Linked DNA regions of Homo sapiens: region 2 is linked to region 1. Evidence: chromatin loops called from intact Hi-C (ENCODE). Cell type or tissue: heart left ventricle. All regions are shown on one strand. Each heading gives the region's core, and the rest is flanking DNA. Links, peaks and the distances in the headings are about the cores only.

The links. Hi-C counts contacts between places; a loop is a spot of excess contacts. Peaks named below come from ENCODE experiments on the same cell type or tissue, not always from the same donor. Only the 100,000 strongest peaks of a DNase experiment are listed, where the experiment ranks them.
Region 2: a loop joins it to region 1, with 2.0 times the contacts of the local background. A loop is called at or near these places in 2 of 110 quality-filtered maps.

The regions. Positions count from the first base shown.
Region 1 is chr4:163,339,856-163,351,110 of GRCh38, forward strand. NPY5R (neuropeptide Y receptor Y5) reads left to right here and starts at 4,037. Exons shown (of 4, transcript NM_006174.4): 1 at 4,037-4,145; 2 at 5,859-5,898; 3 at 7,597-7,667; 4 at 10,410-11,255. The coding sequence starts at 10,419. It also overlaps a transcript of NPY1R not described here. In heart left ventricle, for the core only: no CTCF peak of the experiment used is centred there; a DNase peak (open chromatin) is centred at 4,486; H3K4me3 peaks cover 2,302 bases; H3K27ac peaks cover 1,071 bases; H3K27me3 peaks cover 4,290 bases.
Region 2 is chr4:163,385,972-163,397,226 of GRCh38, forward strand. No RefSeq gene overlaps it. Among named protein-coding and RNA genes, the nearest start is that of NPY5R, 48 kb to the left of the region's middle. In heart left ventricle, for the core only: no CTCF peak of the experiment used is centred there; no DNase peak of the experiment used is centred there; H3K27ac peaks cover 478 bases.

The DNA.
Region 1 (11,255 bases), core at 2,246-7,245:
AATGTCTACTTGAGGAACGGTCTCATATTTTTTTCTACCTGTTCAATAACATATTTTAATAGCTGTATTACGTGTGAGAATAAGACTAAGAATGTGGTAACATACATTTTAAAAGGCATATCATTCAACTTTTGGTCCTGAGCTTATGCTTTGAACAGTTCTGTAAACATTCTTTTTAAAGATTAAAACAAACCAATATACCAAATATAAACAAACCGTTTCCCTTTCATTTCCACTTAAATATAGTAAAGCTATATTTAGACTTATAATTAGATTTAAAATATTAACTACAAAAAATAGATAGGAAATGGAAACATTTTTAAAAATATTACAGGATACTTATCTTTTCTCAGAGGAGTTTTAAACTACAAAAGGAAATAATTGTATGGCCTATATATGGATTGACATAATAAAATGTTATATTTTCAAAGGAATCCATGCTCTCTTCTTGTACATATATATATATATATATTTGTGCTGCAAAACTGAAAAACAATGTAATTAAAGAATGAAGTACTGATATGTAAGACAGCCATAACTTTTTGAAATGAATACATGAAATATAGTTAATACTAGCTGCAGAGAAGAGAATGTGCCAATAATAATGGAAAACTTTAGCATCAGTATTTTCTTTGTAAATTTTAATATAGAGGGAAAATAAACAATGCCTATGGCTATCAAATTTTTCTGAAGATCTAAAAATATGATTTTTCTACACATATGTTTGTAATGCATGCTAATTAATGGCATAAAGTCATAAGTAGTCAGGTCTCAAAGGGGACTCCAGATCTTCGATTCAAAATATTTCATTTTATAAAGAAAACGAAGACTGAAAAATCAAGTGCCTATCTAAAGCCACACCATTAATTTGAGATCAAGCCTGGCTACAACTCAGGTGTTCTGATAAGTGTCTATTATAAAAATATGTATGTAATACATGAACATATAAAATACATCTGTATCATATCTATGTGTGTATGTATTTTTAACATGAGTATTTGCTAGTAAAAATAATTATACATTCTCTCTGAAAGTCAGTCACTGTTTTATGGTATAATCATTAGGGCATCAAAAGGATAAATAAAGTGTTGCTTAAGGAGCACAGTGTTTATCAGAAGTCAATACAATGTTAATGATGCCCCCGTAGGACCTCACAATTATCGTTAAGTTGCCTGGGAAATGGACTCAATGCACACAATACTTTGGGCTAAACTTCTTTTCAATAGCTTTTGGGTTTTTTTTTTGTTCAAAAAAAAATCATGTATTTCATAATAAGAAGTTGGCTCCTCATTTGAAGTCCTAAATATTGATTTATGTGACAAATTATTACTATTCCAAAGAAATCAATGCAGCATAGAGCATCATAAAATATTTTTGATAACACATCTTTTAAGTATTAAGGATTTAAATTTACCGTGATAGAAAAAGTGGATGAAGAAACATTTACCCTTAAGGAATACAACGAAATTCTCAGAGAAATAAATGCATAAAGTAAAATAATACTGTTTTCTCTAGTTTATTTACCTCTACTTGTTCTATAACTAATATATCAAAGTCAAATATCATTTGAGATTATACCAAAACACTTTAGTAATTGCTTTCCACAAATAGTAGCTGTTATTAAAATGCAGCAGTAGCTTTGACAAGAACCACAGCCATGTTCCTCAGCAAAATACTACCCCAGGAATTGTTGGGTGACTGTTTTATCGTTCAATAATTTGTCTTAGGAGTCCCAAGTCACCTTTAACTTTTACCTTTACAGATAAGCTTTCTTTCATAACTGATAATGAACTGTAATAACAGGGCAATAGCCAGTTTAATTTTGTAACATGCATAAAATCCAACTTAATTTCCCAAATGAGCATTTTATAAATAGTGAGTAGGAAAAATACATAAAACAGAGGTGGACATTACTACTTCTGTTCTGGTATTCCCCTTCGCTAAGATGTTACTCCATAAAATAAAAATAAAATTATTATGTTCTACAAAGAGTAATGATGATCAGTCTCAAATCCCCCCTGGGAAATTTAAAGGTAAAAACACACTTATCTTCATATCTTCCTCTTTATGTAGCATATTGCTTAAATTTGTAAATTTATAATTTCCTCAAAAAAACTCTTAATAACTTGTCCACTCCAAGTGTTCTTAATACTGTGTATTGTCACGTGTATTTAAAGAAGAAATGCCAACTCCTGTTTTTGAGACTTGCTTGTTTGTGGGTGCAGTGGGAAGGGAAAATAGCCAGGTTAATTAGAATCTTTGTATCAGTGGCAGGTAGCCTTTTATTTTCAATACTCTAATAACAGTGACTTCAACCTAAAGGTTCATATCATCAAAATAGAAAACAAATTTGTGGAAAATAAAAAATAAGATTTTTTAATACTTTTAATATGCAAAAGCCTGTAGCATAGACTAGTGTTTTGAAAGTCACAATGGGGTTCACTTGGAATTTGTTTTAAAGACAATGTGTATTTGAAGTGTACATGTTATGACTGTGCAAGAGATGGAAAGATAGAAATTTATGTGGCAATGTGTACTGCATTAACCGCAGAGACAGTGGAGTTAAGAAAGTCTAAAAAACAAGCCTTATTTTCTCAAGGTCATCCCTTCTTGACACTTTCATCCCCTACTCCTTACTGCAGAATCCCAGGTGCCTGCTCAGACGGCCTATTCTGTTAAGCTTTTGGGGAGAATATATTAATATTTCAGAAATAACACACAGAAGAATAAAACAGGAACTGTGTTTACTTGAGTTCTTTAAAAGCTCTTGGATGACTCTTTGACTGATGAAATAGCAATCTATACAGATCCCCTGAGTATTGAATGCTGAAATCCAGCAGAAAGGGGACACAAAAAATTTTCTTTGACCTCTTCTGTAACAGTGATGTCTGCCCCAGATGTTAGAATTACAAGTCACATTGCTCCCAAGGGGTACAGTTCTCTTCGGTTTATCCCACACGACTCTACTCAGCAGGAGATGCTGTCTGTTACATAATAGTTCTCAGTATTAAAGGGTACAATAACTACACCCTTTCTCATGGTAAAGCTATGTCCAAAGACACATGGACATCTACCCAATGTCTCTTTTCTCCCTTCTCTCCTTCTCTCTCTCTCTCTCTCTCACAGACACACACACACACACACACACACACACACACACACACGCGCGCGCGCCTAAAGTACCTGCCACCTAATGATTAGCTAAAAATAAAGCAAACCTGCGCAATACAGATTTGGAAACATTAGGGATGGAAATCATGTTGGGAAGGAACAGAAGGACAGGTTTTCTCTTCTTCTTTTGTGTGGGCTTTTTTCCCGTCTTTTTTTTTTTTTAACCTGTGACAATTCGTTTTTAGCCCTTCGTCTTCTCTTTGCTATTGAATATAGTCTTGAGCAGCGTTGATTTCATTTCAGCTTCACTCCCCTGCTCCTGCCACTTGCCCACACCCACAGCTGCCACTCCTTGGAGTGGGGAAACTTCCCTTCTATTCTGCTGGGCTCATTACCGCAGACGCTGTTGCCTCTCCTGAACATTGGGTCAGCCTCCCCACCTCCACTCTTCCTTACTTCAAAGAGGTGCAAAGGAAGAGCAGTGTTTTGTCTTTTTTCTTTCTTTCTTTCTATCACCACACCACCCCCCACCGTCCCCCACCCCAAACAAAGATAAAACCTGAGAGTCGAAGCTTGTTCTCAGGAATACTAAGAACTTAGGGGCACAGCCATCCTCACACCAGTCCAAGACTTCTCAGAGTTCACTACACAGGGTTGAGGGCTGGACCGGCAAAACTCGATTTGCCCATCAAGTTAACTTGGTCGGCCTGGGACCCGAGGCCAGGGTGAAGGGACGACATCCCGGGGCCCTGTGGCTTCTCCCTAGAGCGCCCAAACAGCGGCGTAGGTCTGGGACGCCCCCGGCCCCCGGCTTTGGAAGAGGCTGGCGCGGAGCAGGCGCCTTGGAGCAGGGTCTCGGGGGTCCCCGGAACAGTCACGTGTTCTCGAGACGCCGTTAAACCCCCGCCCCCTCTTCCCCACCGCCGCCTCCAGGTCCTGCTCCCGCTGCTGCCGCCACCGCCGGGGTGCAGGAGCGATCGCGCTGGGCCGCGCTCCCGGGAGCCCAGGGCCTGCAGCGGCCGGGGCGCCCCGAGGTACGGGCTCCCGCCCCTCCCTGCCAACCCCTTTCGCGCCGGGTAGGCCTGCACCGAGGGGCCGTGGCGGGTCCCCGCGCGGGCTGCGAGTCTGCGCAGGTCCCTGGGAGCCCGCACCCGTCTCTGGTGCCAGGGCGTTGTCGGGGGTCCCAAGAGAGCGGGGTGGGGAAGGTGAAGGGAGCGCGGCTGGAAAAATGGGGATTAGGGTGGCGGAACAGGCACTTGTCAGGAGTGAAGAGACAGCGGAGAGGGTACTGGGCTGAATTCTTTCGTGCCGAGCAGGTCCCTCCGGTTCCCAACTCACCCGGGTGGAGCAGGCGCGGGCCGAACCCGGGAGGAGAGTGTCGGGGATCCGCGAAGGAGCCTCCTGGGGATGGGGCGGGGGATGGACAAAGCGCTGCCCCCGGCTGGACGCGCTCTGGCTGCAGCCCGGCTGGCATCCGGAGCTGGGAACAGCAGCCCGCGGGGTGCCCGGGTCAGGGCTCAACCCTAGCGGGTCTCTGGCGAGGCCGGGGGCGCAGCCCGCGGGGCGCCACTCAGGCCGTCCAGCTGCCGCGCGGTCCAGCGCTGACCCGAGCCCGGGAGGCAGCTGCGCTCTAAGGTTTGCGCTCCTGTTTGCGAGGTGTCTTCATATAACAAATGCGAGCAATAACAAACATCCATAGAACTCGAATTCCAGAAACGGGAATTCTTTTTTCCAAGTTCACAGACCTTTAGTTAATCTTTTAAAGGAACTGAGGCGTTGTGTTGGACCAAAGCCAAAACGATTTTACCTTAGACCATGGAAAATAGCCTAAGGCTCTTTCAGCAGAATTTTGCAGTCCGAATGCAATTTTAGATTTCAGATTTCTCAAGGGAAGAGAAACTCTGCTGTTAGAATTTGGAAGGGAGGGTGGTGCATGCCTGTGTGTTTGTCAGCTGAGCAGAGCTGTATTTATCTTTCCAATTCAAATTGTGCCAGATTCTGGCTTTAAGAACAAACCATGGGAATATTTGAGAACATGGAATCATGCTGCTGTTCCACGATCACAGCAAAACAGACAATAGTTGATATTGTATCATTGCAGGAGGAAAAAGAATTACATATATTTTATTCTTTTGTGTGATTGTCATCCTTTGTGAAAAGAATGATGTGTATTTTCATAAAGCAAAAAATTATTCAAACAAAGAAACCTTATTTAAATGTACAAGTCAGACTTTTAATATCCTTTGAATTCCCTGCAGTTCCTCCTATTATTCTTGAGAACTATCTACTTTCTTAAAATACTTAAAATCTATTCAGAAGGTTTCATTTGTCTAGGTGTCAGATATAGAAGAGTTTATAAGAAAATTCCAGTAAACCTTTAAAAAGATATTATTTTTTATAAGTTGCCATAGTTTAATAAAGAACTTTTATTTTTCACACTTTTTACTCAGAGATTAAAGTTCTGTGTTTCAGCCTGGAAATTCTGATGGTGGGAGATACAACTAATACAAAAGAGAATGAGTAAATATAGTAATTAGGTATGACAAAAGTCTCATGCTGTCAATATCAGATTTCTTGTCAAATAATATTCCATGTTAAAATATTTTTTCTCTGGCTATATTTCATAATTTATATAGCAATTTCAGAAGATTCACATATATCATTACTTTTATAATAGATAAAATATGTTGCATAAAAATGTACAGCACTCGTAATAACACTTGTTGAAATTTGGATTTCCATTGTAGGTCTGCTCATTGTGTTTTTCAGGAAAAAGGAAGGGAAAGGGTAAGTTTAATGGAAAAAATCCTGCTTTTTTGTTTGTTTTTTCATTTTAAGTGCGTTCCTGTACCTTAGATTTTCAACTTAAATCTTATTGTACAAAATTTTCCTAATGTTTAAACTATCCCCTGGCTACCAGGAGGCACTTTTAAAAAAACTACACGTCCACCACCACCCCTCCCCCACCCCCCCTCCCTGCCTCCAGCATTTGCAATATTCATTATTTAGTCGTAAGAAGAAATTCTTCCTTCATTGGAGCAAAGATTCACAGAATGTTCATTCTGTGCAGACTATATATTAGATATTACATGTGTGTATGTTTATGTGGTAGATGGTGTGGGGTGGGGCTAGAGGGAGAGCAGGAGAAAGTTGACTACAGTCACACCAAAATAAAATGAATAAATGAATGTTGAATGAATGAATGCTAAGAGAGAATTTTTTAAATTTGCTTATCAATCTATCAGTAGCTACATAAAGTATTCATTATATTCAGCAGTAATGCATGTGTCCATGCTATAGAGAAATAATATATTACTATCAGTCAGGAGAATGCCATTCATTTATTAATTCATTCATCATCCAATTTGGGGCCTTTTATATCTCAGCAATCTACAGTTACTCAGGGTGTGAGCTTGAATTAATCTATATAGAATATTCTTGGCATAGCACCTTGCATTAGTCGTCTTTATGCTTAGAGCAGAGCAGAGCACCTAGCAGAATATATGTTCAATAAATACTTTTTGAATGAATAAAAGAAGGAACAACTAATCATTCTTAGCTGTTCATTAATAGAAGGAGCCTACCCTTTAAAATTATATATAAATTATCTACTTTCTTAAAATACTCAAATGTTTTAAGGAATGAAAGAAGCATCCTCAGTTTTTTCTCCAGTGTCCAATGAATACTCAAGATGGCATTTATTTCATCTTCTTACTAAGGAGATGTGGTTTTACAATTTAATGCATTCAATATTTTATGTGCATATATTTAAAATAAAAGTTTTAATAACAGACTGCACAGTCGTGGAAATGGATATACTTCTTTTTTCATTTACATTTTTTAAATGTTGTAAATATATCTTACAGTTTTAGTTGCATGTTGCTTGTGTGATAGCCTTTATCAATGAAGTTATCCAAATTTAAAGTGCTAAACTATCTTTATTGTCTGTCTAGGTATCTCCTCCTCATTGCATTTTGGGGCCATTTGAAACATCTATAATTTCAATGGTTCTCTATAAATGTATATATAAAGATACATATACACACATATATATGTACACACAAAAATATAGTCATACTCTATCCTGAATTTTCCCACATTGCCAGAATGATTCATTTCTGTTATTTTAAAGCAAGGGAAATTAAACTGCTTTTCTAAAACGATTGGTAAGAAATATTTACTTAGCATCCACTATGTGTAATATGCTTTATTAAACATCATTTCTAGAATGAAAATAATTAAGAGTTTTATCTCCATTCGAATATAATAGAGAGGTCTAACCACATGGAATGGAGAAAAATCTGAATTTTAGACTCAAAACTACATTGTTTCTATTACCACAAATTGTGCTGCATCTTCTCTTTCTTCAAAAAATTTTGGACAGCAATTTTACACTAAGTAAGTATCATCCACAGTTACATGTTCCAAAAAGGCACAAAGCCGTTGTAGAAGGGGCCATCTAATTTCTCTCTTGTTCTTGCTTAGGTGTTACAAGGAAAGGCTATCGGTAACAACTGACCTGCCACAAAGTTAGAAGAAAGGATTGATTCAAGAAAGTAAGTCAAGAGAAGAACAACTAAGCAGGATTGCAGTTACAAGCAGCCTGTACACAATTATAAATATAAATAGGATCATGAATAAGCTGAATTGAGCCAGGGGATCATCAGAACTCAGGAAATTAGGCAAAAGCACCAGTCAAAGCTGTTTTGATTAGAAGCTTGCTGACCTATCCAGAGTAGGTGCTGAGAGGCCATTGACTGGGAATATGATGAATAATATGATTCAGTAGGTCATGCGAGTCACTTTTGTACCAGGTGTTCTTTGTCATTGAGGCAATATCAATGTAAATTGTTGGCTAGGGTCTAAGAATGAATGAATACAATCCTAAGTCTTTGAATTAACTTATCCTTTAAAAGGATGTAGTTAGCTTCCAGAAAATAATTTGGTCAACATAGAATCACTTGTAGAAGTTGTGAAAAACTTGTAACTTTTCTCATAGCACAATGATGACTCTGTCATCCTGTTTGAAACTTGCTACACATAGAACTGAAGTTAAACTTATTTGTAATGAATGTATGTACACAATAGTATTTGCCATTTGGAAATTTATTGAACGAAGACCTGCAGGTCCCTCATAAATTAAAGATAACAGTGTTTACTATTAATTTAAATAAACATGTATTTTTATAGTTTTAGTATAATTATTCAATTATAGATCTAGAAATAAGTAGATAAACATATATTGATAGGTAACAAAAGTGGTTTTTTAACTATATATATCACAATCTCTACGACAATGTATTTATTGGAATTAATTTCTTTGTTGGTTTGTGTTTTCTGTAGGAAATTCTTGTTAAAAGAACATTAAAGTGGCTGGGCACAGTGGTTCATGCCTCTCATGCCTATAATCCCAACAGTTTGGGAGGCCAAGGTGGGAGGTTTACTTGAGGCCAGGAGTTTGAGACCAGCCTGGGCAACATAGCCAGGCCCCATCTCCACAAAAAATAGAAAGATTAGCCAGATGTAGTGGCACGTGCCTGTAGTCCCACGTGCCTGTAGTCCCAGCTGCTTGGGAGGCTGAGATGAGAGGATTGCTTGAGTCCAGGCGTTCAAGGTTACAATGAGCTGTGGTCACACTACTGCACCCCAGCCTGGGCAACAGAATGAGACCCTTTTTCTAAGAAAAATAAAAAGGTAAAAAAAAAAAAAAGTCCTTTTTTTTTTAAACGAGAGGAGGGAGTCCTTTTGCCTCTTATTGGTATGTTATAGGCAATTTAGTGCTTCATCAGGCAGTAGCATCAAAAGTCTAATATGTAGAGGTAAATACGTAATGCCATTGATGTATGACATTAATTTAATTTGAAATGAAGAAAACTTATTACCGGGAGTTATATTAATATCACTGCTACATTTACGTTTAAGGTATAATGTTTTCCTTGAACAATGAATTCATTGACTCGTTCATAAGCCAAAATCTATACACAGTTTTTAAATTAATCAACAGGTGAAATTTGATTGTTTGTTTTTTTAAAACGCCAACAGCCTGCTAGTCTGTCAGTGGTTGTCCTAATCAGAGATAATCTGGCACATCTCAAACCATTGAGGATTGGTCACAGAAAGATGTCATCATCCAGCATTGCGTCCACACAGTCAACAGTAGAGTTTGATAAATATATTTAATGAGTGCCTACTATATGCATCTGGGTCATGAGATAGTGATCCTATTCTCAAGGAGCATAAATTTGAACATTGTACGAACTAGGTGATATTTGTTACTAGAGTTTTGTTTGAACGTTTTATTCTCTCATAAACATTTATTTAATACCTGCAGTGATGAAGTTACTCTGCCATGTATTGGGATGGATTCCAAAGTGAGTAAGAGATAGTTTCTGCTTTTCCATTGCTTGTAAATAAACAAGGTAGATGGGTAGGCATTATAATGCAATGAAAGCAGATTATGATATGTAGCATCAGACAACTGTAAACAGAATGTAACAGGAGTTCTGAAGAGGAGATCATGTCCAGCCGAGTTGACCAGGACAAGTGACTTTTAAGTTTGGCCTAGATTGAGATAGAAATAAATGGAATTTTTATGATAAGATTATGTGACTATACTACATACCAGGTATATTGACTTGGAGAATAATATTAATGAGTGATTGCAAAGCATGTATCTTGAAGTTCTTGTCTACATTTGCCTTTTTCTTTCCTTACGTTATTTACTACAGAAATTTTAAAAATGCAATCTACTACCTTAACATAAATTAATACATCTTAGAAGTAATGATAAAATTAAATTTACTATAATCATTATTGGCTGATACTTGAATTGCCCTTGGAACGAGTTAAAGGTATCATAAACTTTCTGGGCTGGGCACGGTGGCTCACGCCTGTAATCCCAGCACTTTGGGAGGCCGAGGCGGGCGGATCACGAGGTCAGGAGATCGAGACCACGGTGAAACCCGGTCTCTACTAAAAATACAAAAAATTAGCTGGGCGCAGTGGCGGGCGCCTGTAGTCCCAGCTACTCGGGAGGCTGAGGCAGGAGAATGGCGTGAACCCGGGAGGCGGAGCTTGCAGTGAGCCGAGATGGCGCCACTGCACTCCAGCCTGGGCGACAGAGCGAGACTCCGTCTCAAAAAAAAAAAAAAAAAAAAAAGATATCATAAACTTCCTTAGGAGATTAATAAGGTCACGGGAGCTGATTGTAATATTTAGTTTCCCTCTGAATAGATTAATTTAAAGTAGTCATGTAATGTTTTTTTGGTTGCTGACAAATGTCTTTTTATTCCAAGCAGGACTATAATATGGATTTAGAGCTCGACGAGTATTATAACAAGACACTTGCCACAGAGAATAATACTGCTGCCACTCGGAATTCTGATTTCCCAGTCTGGGATGACTATAAAAGCAGTGTAGATGACTTACAGTATTTTCTGATTGGGCTCTATACATTTGTAAGTCTTCTTGGCTTTATGGGGAATCTACTTATTTTAATGGCTCTCATGAAAAAGCGTAATCAGAAGACTACGGTAAACTTCCTCATAGGCAATCTGGCCTTTTCTGATATCTTGGTTGTGCTGTTTTGCTCACCTTTCACACTGACGTCTGTCTTGCTGGATCAGTGGATGTTTGGCAAAGTCATGTGCCATATTATGCCTTTTCTTCAATGTGTGTCAGTTTTGGTTTCAACTTTAATTTTAATATCAATTGCCATTGTCAGGTATCATATGATAAAACATCCCATATCTAATAATTTAACAGCAAACCATGGCTACTTTCTGATAGCTACTGTCTGGACACTAGGTTTTGCCATCTGTTCTCCCCTTCCAGTGTTTCACAGTCTTGTGGAACTTCAAGAAACATTTGGTTCAGCATTGCTGAGCAGCAGGTATTTATGTGTTGAGTCATGGCCATCTGATTCATACAGAATTGCCTTTACTATCTCTTTATTGCTAGTTCAGTATATTCTGCCCTTAGTTTGTCTTACTGTAAGTCATACAAGTGTCTGCAGAAGTATAAGCTGTGGATTGTCCAACAAAGAAAACAGACTTGAAGAAAATGAGATGATCAACTTAACTCTTCATCCATCCAAAAAGAGTGGGCCTCAGGTGAAACTCTCTGGCAGCCATAAATGGAGTTAT
Region 2 (11,255 bases), core at 3,847-8,846, 48 kb after region 1:
TTTCCGAGAAAATTCATGAATAATTCACCCCTCATGTGGCATATAATCAAGAAGTAACTATGAGTATACTTTGTTGAGCAGCATGCCACTGCTCTGCCTCTGGAGTTGCCATTGTCATGTTCCTTTACTTTCTTAATAAACTTGCTTTCATTTTACTCTATGGACTCGCCCCAAATTCTTTCTTGCACGAGGTCCAAAAACCCTCTCTTGGGGTCTGGATTGGGACCCCTTTCAGGTAACAATATGATGCTATTTATTACACAGTAGAAATAACTGACTTATTTACTCTTTGTCTAAAAAGATTTAAAAAAAGAAACCCAAGATTTGACATTCTAGACTATTTCAAAAAAATTGTCAAATCCTGTTACAAGATAGGTAGATGGGATATAATATCAACTTGGCTAGGGATGATATTTGCTATATCTTTGCCAGTGTGCTCCCATGCGGTTGGTATTTGTACAATATTCAGTGTAATGGTGCACCCTCCATCTTTCTGGCTGCCTCTGCCTGCCTTAGGATAGCATCTGTGGAAAGTAAGTAGGCATGTTAAAACAAAGGAATGATCATCAGTACTGACTGGAGTGAGAGTTGCTATGGACCTTCCTAATACTTTAGAGGCTGGCAGAATAACTCAATGTTATTCTGTGGAATAACATTCTTCTATGTGGAATTCTTCTATGTGGAAATCACATAGAAGAAAGTTGAAAGAATTGTTGAAGCAATGTCTTTGAGCAGATTAGAGTAAATGGAATATTAGTGCATAAGTGGTGAGGTTAGCCTTAGATAAAGACTCATCTGTAGAAACAACAGATAGATGGCAGAGCATATACAGGACAGATTGAGGCTGGCTACATACTTTGTGACCCAAATGCAAAATGAAAACATGGGGCCCTGGTTAAGGGAAGTCAATCTATTTTCCTCAGGAGCTGGCTGCCCCAACCACAGTGGATGGGCATATTAAGTTAAGGTTCTCCAGAGAAGCAGAACCTGTAGGGTGTGTGTGTGTGTGTGTGTGTGTGTCTGTGTGTGTGTGTATGTGTGTGTGCAATTGTTGAGGCAAGAAAGTCCAAAATCTTCCTTCCCAGGCTGGAAACCTGGAAAGAACTGACGCTGCAGTTCAAGTCCGAAGGTAATCTGCTGGCAGAATCCCCTCTCACTTGTGATGGGTCAGTCTTTTGTTGTATTGAAGCCTTCAACTAATTGGAAGAGGTCCACGCACGCATATTATGGAGGGCAATCTGCTTTAAAAATCTACCAATTTAAATGCTAATTGCATCAAAAATACCCTTATAGAAACATTCAGAATAATGTTTGACAACATATCTGGGCATTTTGGTCCCACCAAGTTGACACATAAAATTAACCCTCACAATGGGTAACCCCTGAAGAGACTACATCTTTTCCCCAAGATGTACTCAGGACTTGGATCAGAAGTGGGCGAGAGGCCCCTGCCTAGATGCCTGTTGCATGAACTGTCCAGCTGCCACACCAGCTTTCCTTGCCTTGCTCCGAGATGCCCACAGGGGTGTGCCTGACCCTGACCCACCCTGCACTAGGGCCCAGGTCTTCTTCCGGGCATGGAGGGTGACAGCAGAATTCAGACCACCAGTCCAACCCAACCTGCAACCCTATGTGGAGGGTGTCAGGGGAGGGGAAGGCTGGGGCAGAGATTGAGTGAACAAGAACCCATCTGGGTCAGGCAGAGAAGCAGTACGAGGCAGGACCTGTGAGCTGTTTCCAAGTCCCTCAAGGGTGCTCTGTTGTCATATTGGACTTCACACAAAACACGAATTCAAAGACAAAAGTGTTAAGAATTGTTATTTTAAGACGGGATCCACAGAGGATTAAACCCTGAGTGCAGTGCCTTCTGAGTATGGGTCCCTATGTGATTGCACTTGTCCCACAGCCATGAAGTGAGTGTAGTCCCTTCTAAGCATGGGTCCATAGGTGATTGCGCTGGTCCCACAGCCATAAAGTGTAACCCAGCCCAGATGGAGATAGGTAATGTCTTAGTGAAGCTTGCGGAATTTTTGATTACTTTTATTTTCTCAATAAAAAGAGATTATCAACTAAGGAAAGAATTAGTGGTGGTGCTCTTAGGAGACAAAAAGAAATTAAATCATTTAGGAGGAGTAGAAGAGAGAGGAAATGAACTAGAGAAAGCAGCTCAAGGGCCCTATTTGCATTTAAGTAATGAATTTTTAAAAAGACCAAGCCACAAGATGGTGTGATTTTCTCCAGCCACATTCAGATGTGTAGGTGCAGCAGGGAGGGGTATGTGAAGAGTTGGATTTAACCGGAACTGGAATTTTTTTTTTCCAGGAAAACATGATGAAGGAAAAGAGGGCTAAAGAATTGAGCTTGTATATAAAGAGGTGATATCAATGTCAGAACATGGCCAAAAATAACCCAAAACCAAAACAAAAAACAAAAATCATAGATTTCTTAGTAAATTTCAGACACTTTGTTCCAGATAGATTACCTTCATTATGTCATTAATCTTCAAAACATTATTTGATATTGTATTCATTCATTTCACTGATATTTAAATATTTGTTGAGTACCTATTACGTGGCAAGGACTTTACCTCAGCTGTTGCTCATTCACAGAGGTTTGGACTTTAATGGGGCAGGAAAATCACAATAACCACAAATAAATGAATAGGAAAATTTCAGGTAATGGGAAGTCCTTCAAGGACAATGTAATTGAGTAAGAAAGTACAGACTGAACGTGGTTGGAGAGGATACTAAATCAAGTGTTTTGAAAAAGTCTTTCTGAGATGACAACTGAGCTGAAACAAGGATGAGAAAATACACACTCTCCAACACACACAAAGTTAATTTGAGCAGAGGATGATGAGATAAGGCATACATTCATAAGAGCAGCTGAAATACAGTTAAGCAGATGGGGGCCATTCACTATATAGTCTATGCCTAGCACAGTCTATGTGAATGGTGCCCCTCAGAGATTTGCAGAGCACAACTTGCACATAGGATCCTAAATTAAGGGAACTTAATGTTCAAGTGGGTGTTATATAGCAAATCCTCTGCTGAATTATCTCATCTAATCGCAAACACGTAATTAATGTACACGTATAAATCACTACTCTCTCTGTATACATAATATATATGATAAATATGATATGTTAAATATAAATATATATTGAATATCATATATATTTAAATTACCAACAGCTGTGGATTTCCATTCTCTAGGAATTGGAGAAACTTCTTAACCACGTGAGGTTAAACTCTTTGTTTCTGTTTGTATCTGGTACCTATTTTTCTGTTCTTTTGTTGCTGCTGCTGATTTGTGTGTGTGTTCTCCACTGTTCTTCTGTCACACATGTCTGTGCTTGAATGCCATTTACTTTTAGCAGAAAGCTTATTTAATACTCTGTAGAAAATACCTGGTTTCCACTTCTACGATTACACAAGGTTCATTAAAATACAGAGTCATTACCTATTGTATTGTCTGTGGGGCTCCGATTTTCTTCCCTATGCCCTGCAAAATACCTGTCAACAGTTTTATTTACGAACACTCTGATTGGTTGTCTCTGCTCTGAGTGATGTCTGTTCTTTCATCAGATGTCCCAGTGTTCTCTGGTCTTTCAGCACGGCTTCCCTGGGAAGAAATTTTATCCTCTGTTTCATTATGACAAGGTAAAATTTTTTGATTGGGTATCAACTTAAAAGGACTCTCCATTGGGCAAAAACATGAATATCATAACAGTTATAATACAATGTAATTATCCATATTCTAAATTATATATTCTCCTGGATTTGCCTGTGTAACTCCTTAATGACCATTGTATCACAAAATGAAAAGAACCATAGACTAGGAATCAGAAGGTCTGTGTTCTGGAATTGTTGCTGATACTTATCACCAAGCTACTAAACATTGTTGATTACTATTTTTTCTCTTTAAGCAGGTGTGATGATCCAGGTGTAGCCTACCGTGTTCTTCTGATGACCAAAGAGATAATGTGGGTATAGATGGTTTGTACACCAAAAAAAAAAAAACAAAAAAAAAAACCACACACCACTTTGCAGACCTAAGGCATCATTATACAGGTAATTTTTCTGATGGTGTCTCTGTAACACATTTATTTTAAGATCATAATTAAGAAAGGTCATAAAAGGATACAAGTGAAATGACATCTCTAGCCAAAGATAATTATATGGAATATTGAAACATGACACTATCGCACAAAAGTAAAAATATTTTGCCACGGAAAACCTTGCCCTTACTGTCCAGGAGATGGGGTTAAAGATATTAACAATAATTGATCTTTTTGTGAATATGAGTCATGAGAAATTGAACTGTCCTAATGTACTAATGACTTAAAAGCTTATGAAATGACCAAAATACATTCTTACACATGAGACAGAACATTGTGGCCTTACAAAGTACTGAGGTTATGTAGCTGCCTTAAAAAACACCAAAGCGGAAGAAGTCTTACTGTCTTGTTTAACCCCTGTTTATTGAAGAAATGAAGTTTCATTAACAAATTGTTACTAAAATAAAAAAACTTTAATAAAAAATTGATATGGAGAAAGGGATTTGGAAGGACCATGGAGGTGACAGGAATTCAAAGGATAAATAAATGAATAAGAATAGTTCATTTTAGAAGTGAAGTGACCCCTTTAAATAAAATGAATCTAAGAACTTCCATCAGTTGGCATTGATTGGAGAATCAGCAGATAGAAAGGGGTTGCTGTATTCATTGTTACCAATTCTGTCTCCTTGGTTTTTACTTCTATCTGGGGTTCTCTATTTTTCCTACTGCCATTAATATGCTGGTCCCCAGGGCTTCCCCTTAGTATACCAACAACCCTGCCTTAAATCTTTTAGCCTAAATCTGAATCTATGAAGCCTTAGTCTAAACTGAAACCAGTGTTAAATTTGGATTCTCAGAAATGTCACTTCCACCAGATTTCATGTTCTTGATATCGTAGGTCACAATCCAAGCACAAGTTCCCAATTTCTTCTCTGACCCATCGGTCATTTCCACTCTGCCTAACAGATCATTCATTTACATGTTAAACCTCTTCACAGGATACTACCTTTACTATCTAGATTAAGTAGAAAACTTCCCTCTTCAAAAACACCACATTCCCTGTAGCCATCTAAGCAGAAAATGTCCATCCTCTCAATCTACCAAATCTACCAAAATATCGAAATGTGGAGAATTTTTAGTCTGAATAAATTAGAAGCCAGAGAGTTTTCAACAGAGAAGTGATATGATCTATTAAACTTTTTGAAAGAGCCACTCTGAGTGACATAAGTGAGTGAACACAAAAAGGAATATATTTCAATAATCCAAGTGATTGATAATGGTCTCTTGCACTAGCATGTTAGTGATTAGAGGTGGTTAAAACATGGTGAGGCCTTGAATATTTTTAAAGGTAGAACTATCAACATTTGATGTTGAATTGGAAGGGGATGTGAGAAAAGAAGAGGCAAATATGTCTTGTGTGTATGCACACGCGAGTGTGTGTTTATTTCCTAATCAGGAGGGTGAAAGAGGTTGTCATATTGATCTGGAGAAGACTAGGGAGGGAAGAGGATTATTTAGTAGGGGTGGTGGTAAAGAAGTTCAAAAATTCTGCTTTGGACATGTGAGTTTAAAATGCCAATTAGATATTTATGAAGAGATTGTTAAAAAAAAAGAAAGAGAGAGAGACTGAATTGTCAAATTTGGGATTAAGGGAAGAGTTTGGAGCTGGATACATAAATTTAGAAGTTTTCTGAACAGAGGTGGTATTTAAAGGCTTGAGACTGGAGATTACTCAGAGAATAAATACACCCAGAGAAGATTAACAATACAAATACTGTACACACAAATGTAGATAGGATGTGGTAGAATGACAAGGGATACCGAGAAGGAGCAACAAGGGAAGCAGAGAGAATCAAGAGAGAAAGGCCTTTTGAGAACAAGTGAAAAAAAGCTTCTCAAGCAGGAGGAAACCATCAATTGATGCTGACAAGTCCAAATGATGATAAAAGGACAGATATTTCCAGGAAATAGTTCTTTGGATTTAGGAGTTCTCGGTGTGGACAGCTCATTTCCTGCATTTAATTGAGGATCTTTAGAAAGCCCTGTCACTAGAGAAAAATAATGTTTTCCAAGTTTCCAAAGAACCCATTTTAGATGAAACTCTAGGTATGAACAATAGTCAGCAATAACAACAATGGCAAAGATAGATAACATAATTAGGAATAAACAAAATAAGAAAAGTATAGGATCTGAATGAAAATAAAAGCTTTACTGAGGGATACCGTGGTGGGAAGAATAAGGGCCCTCCAAAGATGTCTGTGTTATAATTCCTGAAACCTGTGAACAAATTACCTTGCTTGGCAAAGGGAACTTTGCAGATCATATTAAGGATCTTGAGATAAAGTGATTATTCTACATTATCCGGGTAGTCCCAAAGTAATCGCTACGGTCTTTAAAAGAGGAAGGCAGGAGATCAGAGTCAGAGGACATGTGACTCTTCTGAAAGAGGTCAGAGGGATATGGGGCTACTCGCAAGGAATGCAGTCAGCCTCTAGAAGCTGAAAAAGATAAAGAAATTGTTTCTCCCATAAAGCTCTGCCAACTCATTTTAGACCTCTGACTTCAAGAACTTTATGGTAATGCATTTGTTTATTCTCTAAGCCACTATACTTGTGGTAATTTCTTACAACCAAAAACAGGAAATTGATACAGATTTTAAAAGACTTGAACCAATAGTAAGAAATCCCTTATCATTCATAGAGAGATATCTGTATATGCCTGGAAAGGTTTTTGGGAAGACTCCCAGTTGGATAGTAAGACTTGGAACAGCCTTAGGGGAGAACATTTTACTTCATCTTTTATCCTCTTGTGCTGTTAGAATCTTTTTTTAAAAAATTAACCATCTGTATGTATCACTTTTTATACATTTTTGAACATGCCTCCAATGGGATGAAACTTAAACCAATTCATTTCTAGTCACTGCACTAGGGTAGTTTCACCCACCATTAGTGAGTCAGAATACTTCTGCCACTGTGAAGGACAAGAAGGTTTTGAGAAAGAAATGTGTGAACAGTTGGTTTGTCCTGCTGCCCTTAAATTTAAGCAGTCATGTTTTATACCTTAGCATAGAAACATACAAAACCTAGAATCATAGAGAAAATGTAGCTAAGGTTTTCAAGCTTTGCCAGATACTCTGCAGACCAAATAATATCGAATCATCAAATGATAGTGTTTTCTTATATTTATAAATTATAATAGCTTTGAGGCAAATTTTGTATATCTACCCGTTATTGTTCATTTCCTCCTAGAAAAATGATTTAAATCAGGGGGGAAAAAGAATGATAGAACAGTTCATGAATAATAGCTCAAGGTTTAGATAAATGAGGATTTTGGTAGAGAACTGCGGTTATTCAGTATATGGTATTTTACTTGAATAATAACTGGGTAATGTGTGAAAAGGCATAAATGTGGCTGTTTAAGCAAGCAGCGTGTTTTACTTAATGCAAATCACTAAGATGCAAATCCCTTTTGCAAACCCTCAGCATGTCTGTTTCATTATAAAATGATGCCACTGACGATGATCAAAGCAATAACTGTGTGTATGACTGAGAAGAACAAGATGCAATCAACAGGGCTTTCCTATTTGGGGACATTTACAAAACTAATATTTGCTTATTGTGGTAGACAGTTGTTTCTTGCTTTTTCAACCGCAAACTATTCGGATTGCTGCACATTCACTGTTAGGCTACATGTTGCTGTTCTTTCTCGGAAGGCCACACGTGATATCATTTGCTGTCGTACTTTCATGTTTCCTCAGGTTACCACACTTTGGTTCTATATAACAAACTACATAGGATGGTACAGGACTTCAGTCTTATTCAAGGATATCATAAATTTAACCAATTCACCTACTACTACCTATATTCCCTAATAACTATTTTTAAAATTCCAAAGCCCAGCAATATTTCTAGTAAACACAATTTTGGCATTCTATCCTTACACACTAAAATAAACCTTTTCTTTCTACATAAAGAAGCTTCATAATATTTTATAAAATTGGCCTAAAATAGTAGACATGCTTATTTTTTAAATATGAGAATTTTACTTGAATAGAAAGTACCATGTACTTCACTACTCTTTCATAGAATTTGAATACAAATTGTATGCTCCTTGGAAACTTAGCATGTATATTGCAACCAAAGAATCTCTTAATTTTTTCCTGTTAATATTAATCTTTTTCATGTTCCCAAAAGTATTCATTTCTAGCTAAGAAATTCAAATGCTGTAAAGCAGGATTTACATGTTATTAGATAATAATGGAAACTGAATGTGAATTCAGAAGATAACTACTACATAAAGGCAGTGATTTGATCCTTCAGTGATTGTAGTTTCTTCCATTTTTCTTTTTACTGTTTAATTCTGAGAGAAAGCAAATAAAGAAACTGGTGTGATGCTCACTCGACAGGGGTTTTCAATGATGTTCATTTGACTTCATGAATTTGGGTTTGCAAAACAGGCACTTGGTACTTTACCTGTAATTAACAGGTGTTGTCATCAGCAAAATCAAGGCTGTGCCACTGATAGCATTTACTATAAAAATTTTACAACTTTAGGACCATAGTTAATAGTAGTGTACAGCAGTCTTCTCTTATTTGCGGGGAATAAATTCTAAGACCCCTAATGGATTTCTGAAATTGCAGAGAGTACCAAACCCTATACATGCTACGTATTTTTTCCTTATGTATACACACCTATGATAAGGTTTAATTTATAAATTAGGCACAGTAAGATATTAACAATTATTAATATTAACAAAACAATGATAATACATATGCTGTAATAAAAGTTATATGAATGTAGTCTCTCTCTTTTTCTAAAAATATCTTACGGTGCTGAACGCACGTTTTTTCTTGTAATGATGTGAGATGATACAATGCTCTACATGATGTCATGAAGTGAGGTGAATGACACAGGCATTGTGACCTAGCATTAGGCTACTATTGACTCTCTGATCATTCGTCAGAAACAAAATCATTTGCTTTGGGTGATCCTGGATCATGAAGCCATGATGGTGTTGATGGTTGGATGTCAGATGCAGATGATGTTGGTGGCTAACTAGAGAGTAGTGTATATAGGAAGGATTCACTTCCTGAGCAGGATGGAATGGGATGGCACAAAATTTCATCACACTGCTCAGAACAAGACAGAATTTAAAACTCATGAATTGTTTATTTCTGGAATTTTCCACTTGATACTTTCAGACTGCAGCTGACCCTGGGAAACTGCAACCATTGGAAAGTGAAACCACAGATAAGGGATGACTACTGAATTGTATTTGGGATTTTTGCTAAATGAGTGGGTTACAGCTGCTCCTGCCATAAAAAAAACTATGTAACTATGTAAGATGAAGATAAGGAATCATCATGATGTTATGAAATACAAAGAGATAAGAAAAAGATGCAAACTACTATGCATCACTATTGTAACCGTTTTCCTATTTGTATTCCATAACGTCATGTTTTGTAAATTAAGTATATACAATAAAATTTATTTTAAAAAAGAATTTATATGTTCTCCATTCACCAGTATTAATGAAAACAGGACATTTAGCAATTGCCAAATATATCATTTGTCATAAAATAATACTGAAATGTGGAAGGTTTTAAACAAACATGGTTTCAAATGTAACCTTTTTCTTAACATTATCAAGTATTGCTAATGTGATAGTTAATTATTGTTAATGCAACACTCTATAAAAGGCGCTATGTTCTTTCTCTGCTCACTTGAAACAACAAAATATTCATGACAACAGCCATTTAGGCTTCTCATAATCTATATATTTATGAAATGTGAGCCCTATGCTATGCACAGTATAATTCACTAAGCATAATTGAATAGCGAACAATATAGAGTGGGGTTGACAGTTTAGAGTCCTCCACGTTAAGGAAATGGTGAAAACTCTCTGCTGGATGCAATGGCTTCCATTCTCTCCTTTCACTTTCTGTTTGTCTTCAATTTTGCCGGCCTCCAGTGTTGGAGAATGCGATGAGGTATTATCTGCTCTTTTTGCTTAAAAGTCATTTGGCAATTCCCAGTCTAAAGAGATAGCAGGTGTTACTGTGTCTGAGGCCCACTCAGTCAGTTTTCTGGGATGGTGAGCTGTCTCTCGAAGTGAAAAAGAGAGAAAAATAAGTCTTGTGATAAAGCTCCAAATATGTAATCTTGAATGAAGCATGTTGTATTTCTAATCAGTGGGAAACTTTGAAGCTACTCGGCCATTCATTTAAACTTTATATCTTTGTCTTTGAAGCTTAAAAGGAATGTAGTTTCTAATCTATGATGTATTATTCATTTTATTAAACACAAAATTTTATTATATTTCAGTCTTTTAATCAAAATTTTAATCATATTGATATTTATCAATGTATTCATTCATGCATCCTATCAACAGACATTTATTTAATGTCTACCACATGGAAAATATTGTAATAGGCAATAGGGATACAGAGTATAACACAGACCTGGGTCCTACGCTTATTAAACTTTTTATTTTACTCAATTATAGATATTAAACAATTCTGTTTTGCTAGGCATAGTATTTCTCTTTGCTAGAATCTGCCTTGAACACTTGAGATGCTGACTCTTTATGACTAGAGGATAGAAAACTTGTTTTCTTTTTTTACTTTTGCTTTTTGTAGATGTAGAATCTTGCTCTGTCACTCAGGATGAAGTGCTGCTGTGTGATCTTAGCTCACTGCAGCCTCAGACTCCTGGGCTCAAACTATCCTCCTGCCTCAGCCTCTGAAGTAACTGGGATTATAGGTGCACACCACCATGCCTGGATTTTTTCTTTTCTTTTTTTTTTTTTTTGTGAGACAAGTTCTCACTATGTTGCCCAGGCTGGTCTCAAATTCCTGGGCTCAAGTGATCCTTCTGCCTCAGCCTTCCAAAGTGTTAGGATTATGTCAGCCACTGTGCCTGGCCACAGTTTTCTTTAGTAAAAGGGTCCCAAAGTAGGGTTGCTTGGGCCATGATGTGTTATACAATTTAGCTAAGCAGATATTTCACTACAGGCAATCTCTTTGCATGGTTCTGATATGTATACATTTCAGTTATTACGGTTTAGTTAAACATTACTAGTTTCTATCAACGCAGTTCATATTTCAGTTACCATGGTATATTAACTGTAATTGCATAAAGCACCAACTTCACCGCTAGCTCTTTTTTTTTTTTTTTTTTTTTTTAAGATAGAGTC